Regions from separate parts of the Homo sapiens genome. Here all the other regions are linked to region 1. The links are chromatin contacts, found by Hi-C or POLR2A ChIA-PET in ENCODE. All regions are on one chromosome and are shown on one strand. The core of a region is the stretch at or near the end of the contact, and the rest is flanking DNA. Distances in the headings are between cores, read along the strand shown. Region 1 holds the start of NAGK (N-acetylglucosamine kinase). Region 2 holds the start of PPP3R1 (protein phosphatase 3 regulatory subunit B, alpha). Region 3 holds the start of SMYD5 (SMYD family member 5). Region 4 holds the start of SFXN5 (sideroflexin 5).

Region 1 (3,519 bases), core at 573-3,072:
CGGAAAAACCCACAGAGAGAGCTAAGCTTGTGCTGTCCACACTGGCAGAGCCCAGTATGATGGAGGAGACAGCTTCGACAAACTCAATCACCACTCCCAAACCCGCCTCTGTGGTTCAGTGTTTGAGTGCTCTTTAACTGAAACATAATTCTCACTCCTCTTCCCTTGGGGATGTCCTCCTTATCCTGCAAGACTCTACTTACGCTTCACCTAGTCCTCGAAACCTTTTCTGAGGTGTGGCCCACCCCAACGAATTAGTTAAGTCTCCGTTAGTTAAACCTTCATAGTGCCTCCAAAGTTATTAAAGTCTCCTCTGTATGAAGTGTGTGTTCAGACGCTTTGTGTCCGCCTCTCACTAGACTTCAAGCTCCACTGGGTCAAGCTCCTGATCACTTACTTACCCTCTCAGAACGAGCACAGGAGCTGGCACAGGCAATGCTCAGCAAACACTCCTAAGAAAAATGGCACATCTCTCTGCTTCCCTCACAATAGCTAAAGACTGCATTTCAAGATCCAGCTGCCAAGGTCTTCAAGACACCTTTGCTAGAAATGCTGACCAGATGGCAGGGTGACTTCATACATACTTAAGCAACTAAACCTTCAAATGTTGATTACTGGGGGTCACAGTAGTTCACAGGGAGATCTGTGGTGATGGGATATATGTTTCTTTATTGATCATTACTTTTAGGAATGGCAGAAGAAGACACTGAAGACCGCTCATCAAACTCAAAGAGGACATGAAATTTCAAGGGGGTAGTTAATACATGAGGTGGCAGATTCCACATCCAAAAGCATGTCTTGACGAACTGGAAGAAACGGGTCATATCTTACAGATGACTATAACAAGGATGAATGCAGACTCCTATACTGTTTTTTTTAAGTGCTACAAATACAGGATGGGAAAGATCATTCCTAACAATTCATGTGAAAAGACTTTGGGGTCTGTGAATCAGCAGTGGGGTGTGGCTGCCAGAGAAGTGAAAACAATCACAGATTCGAAAGTACAGTGCCCTGGCTGAGAGGCCAGCGACCCCCATTATTCCCTGATTTGACAAACTCAGATTCACAGAATGTTGCCACTGGCAGGGACATAGCGATCTTATTTATCCCTATCCTCACTTTGCACATACGGTAACTGTAGCCCAGGGAGGGTAAATATCTTGTCCATGGTCATACCCAGGGGCAGAGCTATTACAAAAAGTTCAGTAAACAAGCTTCTGAGCAGAAAAATGCAATCTAGTGAAAGCAGCATGGAAGGCCAACAGGGATGGAGCGGTTTTCAGACATCAGGACAACCTAGTACTCTGGCTCGCAGCTGCTCCAGCTCCCGGATAACCTCAGCCAAGATCTTTGTCCCGCTTCTCCCCACTCCCACTCCCCACCCTGCCCGCGCTCAGCAATTTCACACCTGACACCTGTTCTGCAAAACTCTGTCCGAGGTCAGGAATAGGAAAAAGGAGCTGCTTCTCCAGCTGAAGACAGCGGAGTGGGTGTTTCGTGGAAGAAAGGGGCGTGGTTCCGCCAAGAAACACAAAGGATCCCCAACCCGGGGTGTGGCTGTTGCACAGGCAGAGTCCCCGTAAGGCATACAGCTGTGCGCTCCAGGGCGCCCCTGCGCGTGCACACACCTCTTCACCGCAAGGTCCCGCCGCCCAAAGTGCCCGGACGCCGAGGATCAAGGCCACCAGCTTGCCAGGCTGGCCACGGCCTTCCGCCCCGCCTTCGGGCCCAGGCTCCCTCCGCCGGGCCGCACTCACCCCTCTACACCCCCATAGATCGCGGCCATGCTGCTGCTACCGTCGCTGCTGGTCCCGCCGTTTGCGTCTCTCCCCGCCTGACACCTCCTTCCCTCCAGCTGTCTGGGCACCGCCCCACTTCCCGTGACCTCCCGCGCAGCCAGCTGACTCCCTGTGCGCGTGCGCATGCGCGGGGCGGGGCGCCGGTAGGAGCCGGGGATGGCTGCGTCCCTCAGGCTGTCTTCCTTCTGGTGTCTCCTCCAGGTGGAGCGACTGCGGTCCGCAGCGGCCCCTCCCGTCCTCCTGGATCCTGCTTCCAGAGATGGACACTAATCCCAAGAGGAGGAATCAAAGAGGGGTATCTAGGTCGGTCGGACCCTTAGGACACATCACTGACCTGCCTGCCTGTAAACGCCCGGAAGTTGCTGGCAGTCCCGCGTTAGGTTGCGCGTGCGCACTGCTCTTGGCCGCGTAGGTTGTGACGCATGCTCGGCCAGACCCCCGCGAAGCTGTGGGCTCAGGGACCTGCGCCCATGGACCTGTAACAGAAATTACTGTAATGTTCTACTGAACATCTGCCACGCGATGGCGAGTCACACGGGCACACACGAACACTCGCTCAGATTGTTGCCCTGCGCTCGTGTGAATGTACGGATCCGGGAGGAATTGGGACCTAAACAGACAAGCCCTCGAGGCGGTCCCGGCAGCCCTGAGGAGGGAGCCTTCACCTCTTCCTACCCACCCAGTTTACTTCTTGTGGAGGATATTTGCAGGGACATAGCCCACTGGGAGAACTAGCAGATACGGCTTTACAAGTTTTTTATTGCCTTTCAGCCCCCATTCCGCTCCCCTTCCTTGCGCTGCGTCGGGAAAGGGAATGGGATCCCTAGGGGTGCAAATACAGGCCAAGTCAGGGAGAGCTGTGGCTCCTGAGGGCCTCCTCTGGCTCCTCCGGGAAGTTTTGGGCCCTCAAGGAGCAGCTTCGCGGGCCAGGAGGGCGGTTAGCTGCCCTTGGCATCTTTTTGGGGAAATCAGTTGGCCTGTCGCGGGTCGAACTCTGTCCCCCTTGACTGCCTGCCATCTTCTGGAGAAACCCCTAATAGGCTGCTGTGTCTGGTTATGCTTTAGTGAGAAAATTAGGCTTTTTAAGCTTTCTCATTTCCTACCCTACCACGTTGTAATTCACAAAAGTAAAAAGTAAATCACTACATGATAGACTCTGTATCATGTATTCATTTATAGAATATATATCATATATTCTATATCAGATGGAGAATATAATAGAGGGTAGGATTTTTTTATGCCTGCCTATGGCATTTTTTTAATTCACAGCACTTTAGAGCTGGAAGATTATCCAACATACACATTTTTAGAATTACAGTTAGTAGATTGTGGTGCAATTAAACTGGGCAGGATTTTTGGAGACTAGATTGTAGGTGGATTTTGAAATAATTGTTTCTGTCCTGTACTACTGCAATGAGCCATGGGACGTATGTGTATAAATATTAAGTTTGTCTTTGTATTGCTTGTTTAGGCAAGCAAGCAAAAGGGAAAGTGCCCAGGTTTAAGACAAGAATTGAGTTCACCATTTACTAGCTGGATGAGCTTGGGTGACTTACAGGTAATTGCTGCAGCCTCTCCTCTACAAAATGGAAATGATAAACATCTACCTGCTGGGGCTGACGCAAGATTTAAATGCCAAAAGAGTTTTGGAAACCATAAAGTACTTCACAGATCTTAACTAACTTGTATTTACATTACCAATTAGTGTGTGCTGTCCTGC
Region 2 (3,519 bases), core at 700-3,199, 2.8 Mb after region 1:
TACCATACTTTTCCCCTCAGCCTTTTGATGAAAAACCTATTAAAGGTGCATTTTGGATTTACTTATCTTACTGAATTCAGACTAGTATAAATTGCCTCCAACACAACAAAATTATGGGTTATTTTAAATCCACTGTATTCCAAATAGCTCGAATTCCTTCTTAGTGCATACCCCTTAGTTAAAATAATTTGATTTTCACTGAAAATGTCCAAGGGACACAAACAAATGCAGTTAGCATGATTACCTCTGGTAAGTGGAGAGAGGAAGAATTTTGCATACAGTACTTTTTCTTAAAAAGCACGTCTTTTTATGATAAAAAACTAATTTTAAATAGTATACCTAGAAAACGTTACACATATACCCTAGGGACTTTTTCTTGTTCTGTAATATGTTAGTATCAAATAGCAACATATTTAAATCAAGAAACTTGTGGAAGAAAGTGTCCCTTCTTGGCCTTTCCTTGATACATTCACTGTGTGACACAGCTTGTTATGTCTAAGTTCTTTTCCTTATTCATCCTGACACAGAAGCAAAGTAGCTCCTGAAGGGGGAAGGGGAGGGATGGAGGGGCGGGGAGGGGGGGATTGACAGAGAGAGAAAGACAGAGAGAAAGAGAGACAGGAACCATTTAGTCCTAGGGCAAATCGCTGAGCGTTTATTAGAAAAAAATGCATGCTCATCATATGGAAAAATAATTAGCACATAAAAAGAATAAAGTTCTCATGTAAGGATCATTAAGACTTTTTTAAAAAAAAACAACACAATGGCTTTTTATAAAATGACTCAAAGGCTTTATCAATAAGGAGTTTCCGATCACTCAGAAAACATCCTCTCTCTCTCTCTCACACACACACACACACACACACACACTCTCAAACACACACGAGTGCGGGCGATTATCAAGGCTTGTAAAGGAATAACTGGTTAAAATAGTTGCAAAATGTTTTCTTCGTTATCCTCATCACACCTCTCCTGACAGCTTTATTTCTTCTCTCGAACATAAATTTCCTCCTTATGCTTTTCTGGATGTAATTTCCTATTGTAATCTGAATTTTCTGGGAAGATAATTGCCACAGGAGTGGATATAGCTCTACTAAAAGGATAAGCGGGCAATCTACATTCGAGTTTTTTTCTTTTTTTAAACAAAAACTGATGGACTCCGCCAAAGGGGAGTCTGGACGGTTTATGGGAATGCAGAGCTGGGTGGAAAGTCTTTCTGCGAGTGGGAAGTATCCCTTCTCCTCGTTTGCCCAGGTTCTCCCCACGCCTCGGGCTGCGGCCAGCTTTGGCTCGCTTCTCTGTCTTTGCAACCTGGTTCCTGACTCTGCCAATTCATATTACAGATGGGCCTGCGGGTGCTGCACCGGGGTGACAGCAGTCCTGATGGGCCGTGCAATTCTGTAGTGGATCCAAGTCGGTACACGGATGCACAGATACCTTTGACTGCCTCTCGCAGGACTTGGATTTTTCCTGTTTTTTGGTGCGGCATCCGGGTGGTTCTGACACCCTAAGACTGCTCCTCTGCTCCTCCTCTCCCGCAAGGCTTCCACTCCAGGGCCCCTGTCCCCCTTTCGCTAGCACTCGCGCACCCCTCGCGCTTCCTCCCGCCGGGGAACCCTCGCATTTCCTCCTTCCCCTCCCAGCCTTGCCTTCTTCCCCGCCCGCCTCCAGCCACATGACCGGAAGGGCTCCGCCACGCGACGTCACCGACGTCCGCGCCCCCGCCCCTGGCCTCCCCCCACCCTGCACGCAAGGGGCGGCCGGCTGAGGGGCGAACGTGGTCCGCGCGCTCAGCGTTCCCCAACCAGAGCTCGCCAGAGCGCCGCGGCACTCGCCGCCCAGCGGGGCGCGCAGGTTCCCGGATGTGCGGCGCTCGCGGAAGCCCCGCCCCCGCCCCGCGCGCTGCAGCACTCCGCTTTCCCCTCCCTCTCCGCCCTCCCCTTTTTTCGTGCCTTGAGGTTGCGGGTCAGCGCGAGCCGCTGCAGTGAGTCCGTCACGGCTCCGGCGCGAGCGCGAGGCTGCAGCCCCCGAGTTTCCCGGCCGTCTTCGCCCCCTCTCCCCCTCCTTTCTTCTTCTCTGCCTCTCCTGCCTCTCGCCGCTGCTCCTCCCGCGCTCTCCGGCTCTGAATCTCGACCTTAATTTATTTCCCCCTACCCTGCCCGCTCCCTCGCGTGCCCAATCGCCCGGCCGGCGCGGGCCCCGCGGCGCCGCCTCCCCTCCCCCACGCGCGCCCCCTCCCCGCCGGCGACCCGAGGGCCGCAGCTGGGCCGCCGCCGCCGTTTCCTGCGAGCCAGCCTGAGCGCAACACTTCTCCGAGCCAGCGAGCCAGCGAGCCGCCGACCCGCCGAGCAAAATGGTGAGACCTTGGCTTCCTCGATGCACCATCCCTCCCCCTACTGCCGCCGTCCGGGTCGGGTGCGGGGGCGAGCCCCGACGCCCCCGGTCGGCTGTCCCCCGTGGAAAATTCCAGAGACCCGGGCCCGGCGGGTCCCGCGGCGGTTGCGGGCGAGCCGGAGAGGGCGGCGGGGCGGCTGCTGACAGGACGGCGGCGGGGCCCCCGCGCCCGCCCCCGGCCTCTGCGGGGCGCCCCTCTGCTGCTCGGCCGCCGCCCCGCCGTCGCCCCACCCCCGCGCCGCCGGTCCCGCCCGGCATCGACCCCCGCGGGCACCGCTGACCATCAGCCCGGCGCACTCTCCTTCTCGCGACCCTCCTCCACGTGGAGCACCCCCCTCCCCTCCACACTCACTCTGTTTTTCGAGTTCGAGGGTATTCTGAAATCCTTTGGAAATAACAATATGTGGCAAATGGCACTTTACATAAGACCCACTTACTCTCCAGAGCTGCTGCTGCTTCCACTCACTGCCTGTTTCCCAGCAGTGAGTCTTGGCAGGGAACCCTGCCACTCACTTCCCCTCTCCTGCGAGCGTCGGTTTAGCTGCGGTGCGCAGCCCTGCGGGGTTTCCGTTCGCTGCTGCTTTGCTCGCTGCCCTGGCGAACCGGAAAGATCCAAGGTGTTTGTTCACGAAAACATACGCGAACTTGGTTTGGGAGAAATGGGGGCGCTTAATTTTTCATGCTTCCGTTACTACCAAGGGTTTTTTCATTTTCTTTGGTACCTTCTTGTGTCTCTCTCTTGGAGTGGTTGTTTTTGAATCATGGCGATTTTAATTTGTCTTTCCTTACCCTCACATTAATCCCTAGGTAGAATTCGCTGCTGTAGTGTTTCAGACCGACGCTAGGGGTGTGTCTCCCGCCTCTGTCGCTGCAGCCAAGAAATCAACGACGCCCTTTTAGCCTGTTACCTTACCGGTTCTCTCGCTCGGGGAAGCCCTAGTCGTTAGTTTCCTCTTTGTAATCAAGAGTTGTATACACAGTAGAGAAAGTTCAGAGTGCTATTCCGCGTATATCAGATACTCCATCATGCGATTCAGTTATTAGGCTTTCTCTAAAAGTCTTTGAACAGTTGTCAGAAGACTTAAACTGGTTGACGGTGGGTAATTTCTCGCATCTTTTCCACTG
Region 3 (3,519 bases), core at 545-3,044, 2.1 Mb before region 1:
TGGTCTATATAGTTTCATGACCCAATTCTCTCAAACCTTTAAAGAATAAATAATGCTCATGCTATTTAAACAATGTAATGACAGAAAGCATTTCTGTTTTACCAAAAAAAAACAAGTATAACCCTCATGTGGCAACTTGAGGAAAATAACACAGAGAAAAAAATCACAAACCAATCTCATTTGAATAGAGAAGCAAAAAGCCCAGGATAATCCATGCTGTTACCAAGTCCAGGCAGGTATGTTATTTTCTCCAGCAGCAGATCAGATGTAGGCAAGGAGAGGGCAATCAGCTAGGGCCTTGATAGAAGCCTGGGACAGGAAAACTGTGCAAGGAGAGTGGCTGAAGTGAAGAAGCGAGAGGGAAGAAATGAAGAAAGGAAGGGGCTGAGAGACTGGGGGCTAATGAAGAAAAAGGTGAAGAATATCACTGCAAACCAAGAATGATGGAACTGAGAGGCCTTCAAACTGTGGCCACCCAGGAGCACTAGAGACTATGGAGATGGAGATAGGAACAGGTAAGGAGACCAGGGATGTAGGGAAGCTGATTTACCAGGGAAGGAGCAAACTGCTCCAGATACCTCTAGAGCAGAAAGGGGGCACGGAAGGTTGAGCTGGAAAACTAGATCAATATGATGACGCTGAGAGCAGACAACAGACAACTAGAGGTCTTACGTCTTGGGCAAGAACCAACCATACACACAGCCACTACACAGGATAAATTATTCAACCTCACTAGTAACCAAAGAAACGTAAATGAGAACAAATATAATTTTACACATATCAATAGGCAAAGATAACTAGGAAAAAAATACTGCTGGACAAAACAAGAGGATGTTTGCACAGAAAATGAGCTCTAAGACTTTTGACTCTGGGGATGAAAAATACCATACAACAATAAAGGGTCCATTAATAAGGGGTTGGTTGAGTGAACTGTGACCCTCTCACGGAAGAAGCTACTACTCAGCTCTTAAAACTTAATATGTAGAAATAGGCTTGATATTGAAAGATTCACTGCTGCATCAAAAAGCAGTTTCTAAAAATGTAATTTTAACGTACTCATCTTTGCACAAGTATAGAAGTATGGGTGATTTTTGTATTTTCTTTCCTTACATGCATTTTGTATTTTTTTCTACAATGAACTTTTGGAACACAATAAAAACGACAAAATCACGTCACCTTCCTGCTAAAAACTCTCCCAATGCCCCCACGGCCTTTGGACTCTGGTCCAAATTCCTCAGCACTCCAAGGACCCTCGTGAAGGATCTTGGCCTCTCTCCTCATCCCCTCACCCAAATCTCACACATGAAGTTCGTGAGGACTCCCTCTTTTACACCTCAGTTCTCTCTGCCCGGCACATCCCCGCCCACCGTTCCAGGGATACAGCAGCAAAGCCCCCTAGCCCCGCCCCGAGCAGCCACAGAAGGGCCTCCCGCGGGCTGGCCGAATTCCGCTGGGAGGAAATGCGCACGGAGACTCCGGAGGCCCGGGTCTATCGCGTGACCGCGCCACGAGCCTGCGCGCAGGGACAGACTGGGAGCCCCCGGGCCGCGAGCAGGGGCAGGGCCGTAGCGTCCGAGCGGCACAGAAGCCTCTGGGCTCCGGGCATGGAGTCCGGCCGGGCTGTCTCCATGGCCGGACTGGGGAGAGGCTCCCGGCAGGACCCGCCCCGACCTCACCTTGGCGCTGCTCACGAAACGGACTTCCACGGAGACCCGCGCGCGGCCCGCCACGCCCACGCAGAAGGAGAACACGTCGCACATGGAGGCCGCCATCTTGGGCGCGCCTCCGCCTTATGACCCTTAACCCCGCCTCGACCTGAGAGGCCACACCCCCTTCTGGTCCCGCCCCCGGCGAGAGTGCCCCTGAGGCTGCGAGGTTTTGGGCTCCACCAAGTCTGAATTTAGGTTCCGTGGTTTGTTGACGGGAGTGTAACTGGGCCTGCCTTTGTGCTTTTACATCGGTGCCTTTTTGTGTCTGTACCTCTGTATCAGAGTCTGTGTGCGCGTACAGTTTTGATGTGTGTATCTTTGAGTCCGTTGCATGTTTTGTTGTGGTTTTTTTTTTTTGAGATAGTCTCACTCTGTCGCCCAGGCTGGTGTGCAGTGGCGCGATCTCGGCTCAGTGCAACCTCTGCCTCCCAGGTTCAAGTGATTCATTCTCCTGCCTCAGCCTCCCGAGTAGCTGGGCGTACAGGCGTGCGCCACTAAGCCCAGCTAATTTTTGTATTTTTAGGGGTTTCACCATGTTGGCCAGGCTGGTCTCGAACTCCTGACCTCAAGTGATCCGCCCGCCTCGACCTCCTAAAGTGTTGGGATTACAGGCGTGAGCCACCTCGCCCGGCCTCCGATGCATGTTTCTATGTATGTTGTCTCTGTCCACACAGTGGCCTGTCTTCACTGAGTAAAGCGCTCTTTGGACCCAGCCCTAGAGTGGGACAGCAGAAGGCCAACTTACTCCTATCCTGTCTAGCTCTCAGCCTGAAGGGAAGGACTAGCTTATACCCCGGAGCTCACTCACCCCACTTGAAGAGTCCAGGACAAGATTTCCTTTCTCGGTAATCCCTCTGGCAGCAGAACAGTCCTGCCAAAGGTCAGGGTGGACTTGTGCCTCTGTCAGATTCTTCAATGGCTTAGGGACCTTGCAACCGGGGGTAGCGGAGGAGTCCATAGGGGACCTCAGATCTGAGAACCTCTGAAACTGGATACAGAAGTGAGTGTGCATATGCACACACTGTCGTGAAAAGGGGGAGGGGCCTGTTCTCTCAGGACCCCAAGAAGCTGCAAACCACAGACCTATGGCATTTGTCCCCACAGCTAGGCCTGACTATCAAGCCTTGTTTTGTTTCCTTGTCCCCTGATTTTGTGAGTTTTGTTTGAGACAGGGTCTCGCTTTGTCGCCCATACTGGCATGGGGCGATCTCGGCTCACGGCAGCCTCCAGCTCCCGGGCTCAAGAACAGACTGGGCAACGTAGTGAGACCTTGTCTCTCCAAAAAATAGAAAAATTTGCCGGGCGTGGTGATGCGTGGGAGGATCACCTGAACCTGGGGAGGTCTAGACTGCAATGAGCCGTGATCAAGCCACAATTATCTATCAAATAATTATAGATAGATAGATAGTTGGCAGGGACAGAGAAAGGTTCTTGAAACTGACCCTGCCTCTCCTCAAGCTTGCAACCTGGTGTCAAGGAGCGAATAGTCCACGGACTTGGGGGAGATAGATAGTTGGCAGGGCCAGAGAAGAGGCTCTTGAAACCGACCCTGGGTCCCCTCAAGCCTGCAGCCCGGTGTCAGGGAGCGAATAGTCCACGTACTTGGGGGCAAACCTACCCGAGAGCAGCTGGGGGCCGTGCCCTCACTCACCACCAGGTGGCAGGGCAGGCTTCCTTCCATCCCTCAGCTCAGTCCCCAAGAGCCATTCTAGAATCTGAATGGTCTGTGCTACAGAAATCAGCTCTGCAAATCCTGGCAGCAGGCTTCTTTCAGAGAAATCGAGCACATTCTTGAGAAGAAAAAGGAGCC
Region 4 (3,519 bases), core at 565-3,064, 2.0 Mb before region 1:
CTTGGAGGAAAGTTGCAGGTGGGTTGGGCAGGGAGCAGGCATGGTTCTGCTTTGCTGTTTGTCTTCCTAGTTAAGGCTCTTTATAAAGAGCTTGTTCTTCATGTTTTAAGCACTTTATGAAGAATAAAACATTCATGTACTGCAGGTGGCTCTGTTGTGTTCCTGTTTTGGAATGAACAGTTACAGGAGGCTGCTGTGGGAGAAAGCACCTTAAATCAAGGTGATGGGATTCTTGGATGACACTGTCCCTGCCCCTTATAAGGGGGCAGCAGCACAGTGTTGCCCAGCAGCCTGAACTTAGTCTTTTCTGACTCCCAGGGTACCCACATTTATTGCGCACCTAAGATGGGCCCATTTATTGGTAATACAGAGGGTAAGAAATGGATTCCTATTCTCAAGTTGCATGGTCTAGCAGGGGAAGATAAGATACAAATCCAAGATACAAATAGTTCTTCATGGCTAGATAGAATCTCTAAGATAAGATACAAATCCAAGATACAAATTGTTCTTCGTGGCTAGCTAGAATCTCCCCCTAGCTTTATGAAAAGTGTTTCTTGTGGTTCAACTACTAGAGGATGAAAAACTTTGACTGCTACAGCTCATGTAGTGTCCAGAAACACTGGCAGACATGAGCCAACCCTGCACTCCACCACGAGACTAATGAGACCCAAAGTGGAGTTCCCTAGAAGACCAAATATTTCTACTGTCATCTTGGGCAAAACAGGCAGCTCCCGAAGTCTGGCTCACTGACCAGGTAATTCAGCTGGGAATCTTCAGCTAATCCATTCTACAACTGTATGTGTTTATTATCCATACTGATCCTTACTCCACAATCTGTAATACTCCCCCTTACCTAACACCCTCCCCACCCACCCTAGTCCCAAGTTCTCCTCCTGCCCAGGAATTAGGCCCAGGAGGGATCTTCCTTGGTTGGCCAGACAAGGTGAAAGCTGCCAGGGCTCTTAATCCCCCACTGATGAACTCACAGCCAACACTTATTTGAGTCTCTACTGTGAGCCCTTTTATGTCTGGCTCTGAAAACTGAAGTGAATCAAAAAGTCATAGCCCCTGCCCTGTGAACTTTACAGTAAGAAAGACTGTCCAGAACAGTAAGTAGTTGTGAGTGCAAAAGAGAAGTGCTGGGTGCCACGGAGCCTCTGTGGGATTTTGTGCAAGCAGAGTGATGGACTGGGAAATGCAATGTTTAGGCTAAAGCCAGAAAGCCAGCATCAGGCGAAGATTTAGTCTTCCGGGTACAGAATGTTCAGGGGTCGGGAGGCGGGCAGGCCCCAGCATGCTCCAGGAACTGAGTGTCAGGGCAGCCGGAGAGCACAGGACGAGTGGGCAGGGTGGCGACGGAGGAAAGTACGAGAAGGTCCGCAGTGCAACTCCTTGGAGAAAGCCTTCCGAGGTTAACCCTACTCCGCCTGGAGTCTTTGCCCATCTGGTCCCAGGTTCCCCCTTGAATGGGACCCTTCTGCGCTGCCTGGCCCCAGGAGCGACGCCCACGGCAGCAACTCTAACTTCTGGGGGCAACTAAGCAGCGAGGGGTGGCCCGTGGTCGTCGTACAGGAACACCTTTCCTGGACTGCCGACCTTGCACCTTGCAACGCGGACAGCGGGCACCGAGACCTCTCCGGACGGCCGCAACTCTCCGCAGTCTACGGTTGTAAGCGCCGCGACGCGAAAAACTACACTCCCCACAACGCCTTGCGCCTCCCGCTCGCTGCGGTTGATTAGGGCCAATCGGGAGAGGCAGCTGTGGCGGGGGCCGAGGAGGGACATTTTAAAAGGGCCGGAGATTGCGGGCGTCAGTGGCCATGGCGGATACAGCGACTACAGCATCGGCGGCGGCGGCTAGTGCCGCTAGCGCCTCGAGCGATGCACCTCCTTTCCAACTGGGCAAACCCCGCTTCCAGCAGGTGAGGACCGGGCTGTGGTCTGCGGGCCGGCGGGTGGCAAAGAGAGGACGAGCAAACTCCCCTCCAAAGTCCCCTTCCGCCCAAGGGTCTCCCACCCGCGGCCAGCGGAGCCTGCAGCTAGCGCCAGGGGGGGAACCTCGGTCACAGTCACCCTTTTCCCATTGGTCAACGGGGCGGGCGCGGACTCCCATCTTGGCTTCCTATTGGCCCTTGGCGCCGTCACTCCCCGACTGCCCGCGCCCTCTAGCCTTTCCCGCCCGCGGCGCCCTGTGATTGGCCACCGGCGGCTGCGGTCAAGGTCCCGAGCGCCCGGCTTCGAGCGGCTGCTCAGGGTCGCTCCGGGTTGTGCAGCTGCCCGCCCGGGACGCAAAGTTCTAGTCTGGCCCTGGATGGGAAGTTGGCGTGGCCGGGATGCCTTCTAACTTTTTCCCCCGGTGGGGACTGACGTTCCTTTCGAGCTGCTGGCGGTGCCGCCGGGCAGCGTCGCGCCCCGCGGTCACTCCCCAGCCCTGGCCCCCAAGCCGGGCTCGGCGCGCGCAGCAGGTTGAGGGGGCGAGTGCCGAGGCGAGCGGCGGTCCGGCGTCCCCCGTCCCTGCTCTCCATCTCGGGCTGAGGATTCGCTGACGCAGCAAGCCGGCCGATGCCCTGAGGGGACGCAGCCAGGGCGTGCGGGGGAAACGCTGTGTCATCCCCTGGGGCCGTCGTCCCTCCGAGGGGCTGCCGCCTGGGAACCCCCCCCCAGCCTCTTCCTCGCTGTGTTCTCCGCGGAGGGTCTCCCGCGCCCGGGCCCCCGCGCCGCCGGGGACTGGCTCTGGGCACACCCGCTCAGGCTCTTCGGGGCACGGCGACAGGGGTCCTTTCCCTCCGGGACCTCCTCTGGGGCGTCGCCGACTCGGCCCTAGACTGCGGAGGCGGGGGTGGAACGCGGAGCCCGGGCGCCTGGTTGGGCCCGGAGACCGGAGCCGGGGAGGGGCCGCTCCCGCGCCGCAGACCCTCGGGCTCCCGCGCCTCCCGCACCAATGAGACGGAATTTATTAGGAAACAGGCAGAGAGACCGCTGAAGTGAACCGGGGCTTGCCAGGGGTGGGCGGCAGCCGAGGCGGCCAGAAAAGAACTTTGAAGGAAGAAAGGAAATTGTGCTAAGGTCGGTGCGGTGGCTTTTTTTTTCTTTTTTTGTTGTTGTGGTGGAAGGGGACTGGTTCCAGCAAGGGGGTGCCCCGAGCTTTGCTGATAATTAGGGAACTTGGCTCCTGAGCCGTCTGAAAAAAATGTCCCCAGTGTTTCTTAACAGGACTTTAATTCCTTTTAAAAGTAGGCCATCTCAGCATGTAGGTATCCGAGGCGAGACTGGCATCTTCCTTCCAGTGTAGGAGGCCATCTAGGGCGAGAGTGTCGGGGTGTCCCTGCCTGGACTTGAGTGACCTTATTACATTGCCTGTCCCCGCTCCCACCCCCATTCTGCTCGTTCTTAAAGGCTCAGTCGGGCCTGCCTCTCTGGCAAACACTTGCTCCCTTCTTCTCTGGTCCCATCAGATCGCAGGCTTCCTCCTGCACATCTCTTTGGCCACCTGAGTCAGATCCTCATAGCTCTCCATAC

What was found. A loop is a pair of places that touch in the nucleus more often than their neighbours do. ChIA-PET counts read pairs that join two places held with the same protein, here RNA polymerase II (POLR2A). Pooled maps may share reads with other maps.
Region 2: a map of naive thymus-derived CD4-positive, alpha-beta T cell shows a loop between it and region 1 (29-fold over the local background). The contact joins the promoter of PPP3R1 here to the promoter of NAGK in region 1. A Hi-C loop is called at or near these places in 1 of 168 maps with a recorded cell type or tissue (naive thymus-derived CD4-positive, alpha-beta T cell), 1 of 37 single-sample maps with no recorded cell type and 7 of 50 pooled maps. POLR2A ChIA-PET finds 5 or more read pairs at or near these places in 2 of 52 experiments (CD4-positive, alpha-beta T cell and activated CD4-positive, alpha-beta memory T cell).
Region 3: a map of CD4-positive, alpha-beta T cell shows a loop between it and region 1 (4-fold over the local background). The contact joins the promoter of SMYD5 here to the promoter of NAGK in region 1. A Hi-C loop is called at or near these places in 2 of 168 maps with a recorded cell type or tissue (CD4-positive, alpha-beta T cell and CD8-positive, alpha-beta T cell), 3 of 37 single-sample maps with no recorded cell type and 9 of 50 pooled maps.
Region 4: a loop to region 1 is called in a map of CD8-positive, alpha-beta T cell, with 8 times the contacts of the local background. The contact joins the promoter of SFXN5 here to the promoter of NAGK in region 1. A Hi-C loop is called at or near these places in 1 of 168 maps with a recorded cell type or tissue (CD8-positive, alpha-beta T cell), 2 of 37 single-sample maps with no recorded cell type and 12 of 50 pooled maps. POLR2A ChIA-PET finds 5 or more read pairs at or near these places in 1 of 52 experiments (activated B cell).

What each region holds. Positions count from the first base shown.
Region 1 is chr2:71,066,951-71,070,469 of GRCh38, reverse strand. NAGK (N-acetylglucosamine kinase) reads right to left here and starts at 1,822. Exons shown (of 10, transcript NM_017567.6): 1 at 1,758-1,822. The coding sequence starts at 1,786. RefSeq lists a silencer at 1,537-1,596.
Region 2 is chr2:68,250,962-68,254,480 of GRCh38, reverse strand. PPP3R1 (protein phosphatase 3 regulatory subunit B, alpha) reads left to right here and starts at 1,949. Exons shown (of 6, transcript NM_000945.4): 1 at 1,949-2,356. The coding sequence starts at 2,354. It overlaps PPP3R1-AS1 (PPP3R1 and CNRIP1 antisense RNA 1), which reads right to left and starts at 2,878. Exons shown (of 2, transcript XR_001739527.2): 1 at 2,747-2,878. RefSeq lists an enhancer at 830-1,499 and silencers at 1,590-2,029, 2,290-2,339, 2,520-2,629.
Region 3 is chr2:73,212,520-73,216,038 of GRCh38, reverse strand. SMYD5 (SMYD family member 5) reads right to left here and starts at 1,794. Exons shown (of 13, transcript NM_006062.3): 1 at 1,677-1,794. The coding sequence starts at 1,772. RefSeq lists enhancers at 1,617-1,856, 1,644-1,938 and a silencer at 3,261-3,330.
Region 4 is chr2:73,070,007-73,073,525 of GRCh38, reverse strand. SFXN5 (sideroflexin 5) reads left to right here and starts at 1,814. Exons shown (of 14, transcript NM_144579.3): 1 at 1,814-1,922. The coding sequence starts at 1,821. RAB11FIP5 (RAB11 family interacting protein 5) reads left to right here. Exons shown (of 6, transcript NM_001371272.1): 6 at 1-144. RefSeq lists enhancers at 1,216-1,695, 1,896-1,945 and a silencer at 2,086-2,875.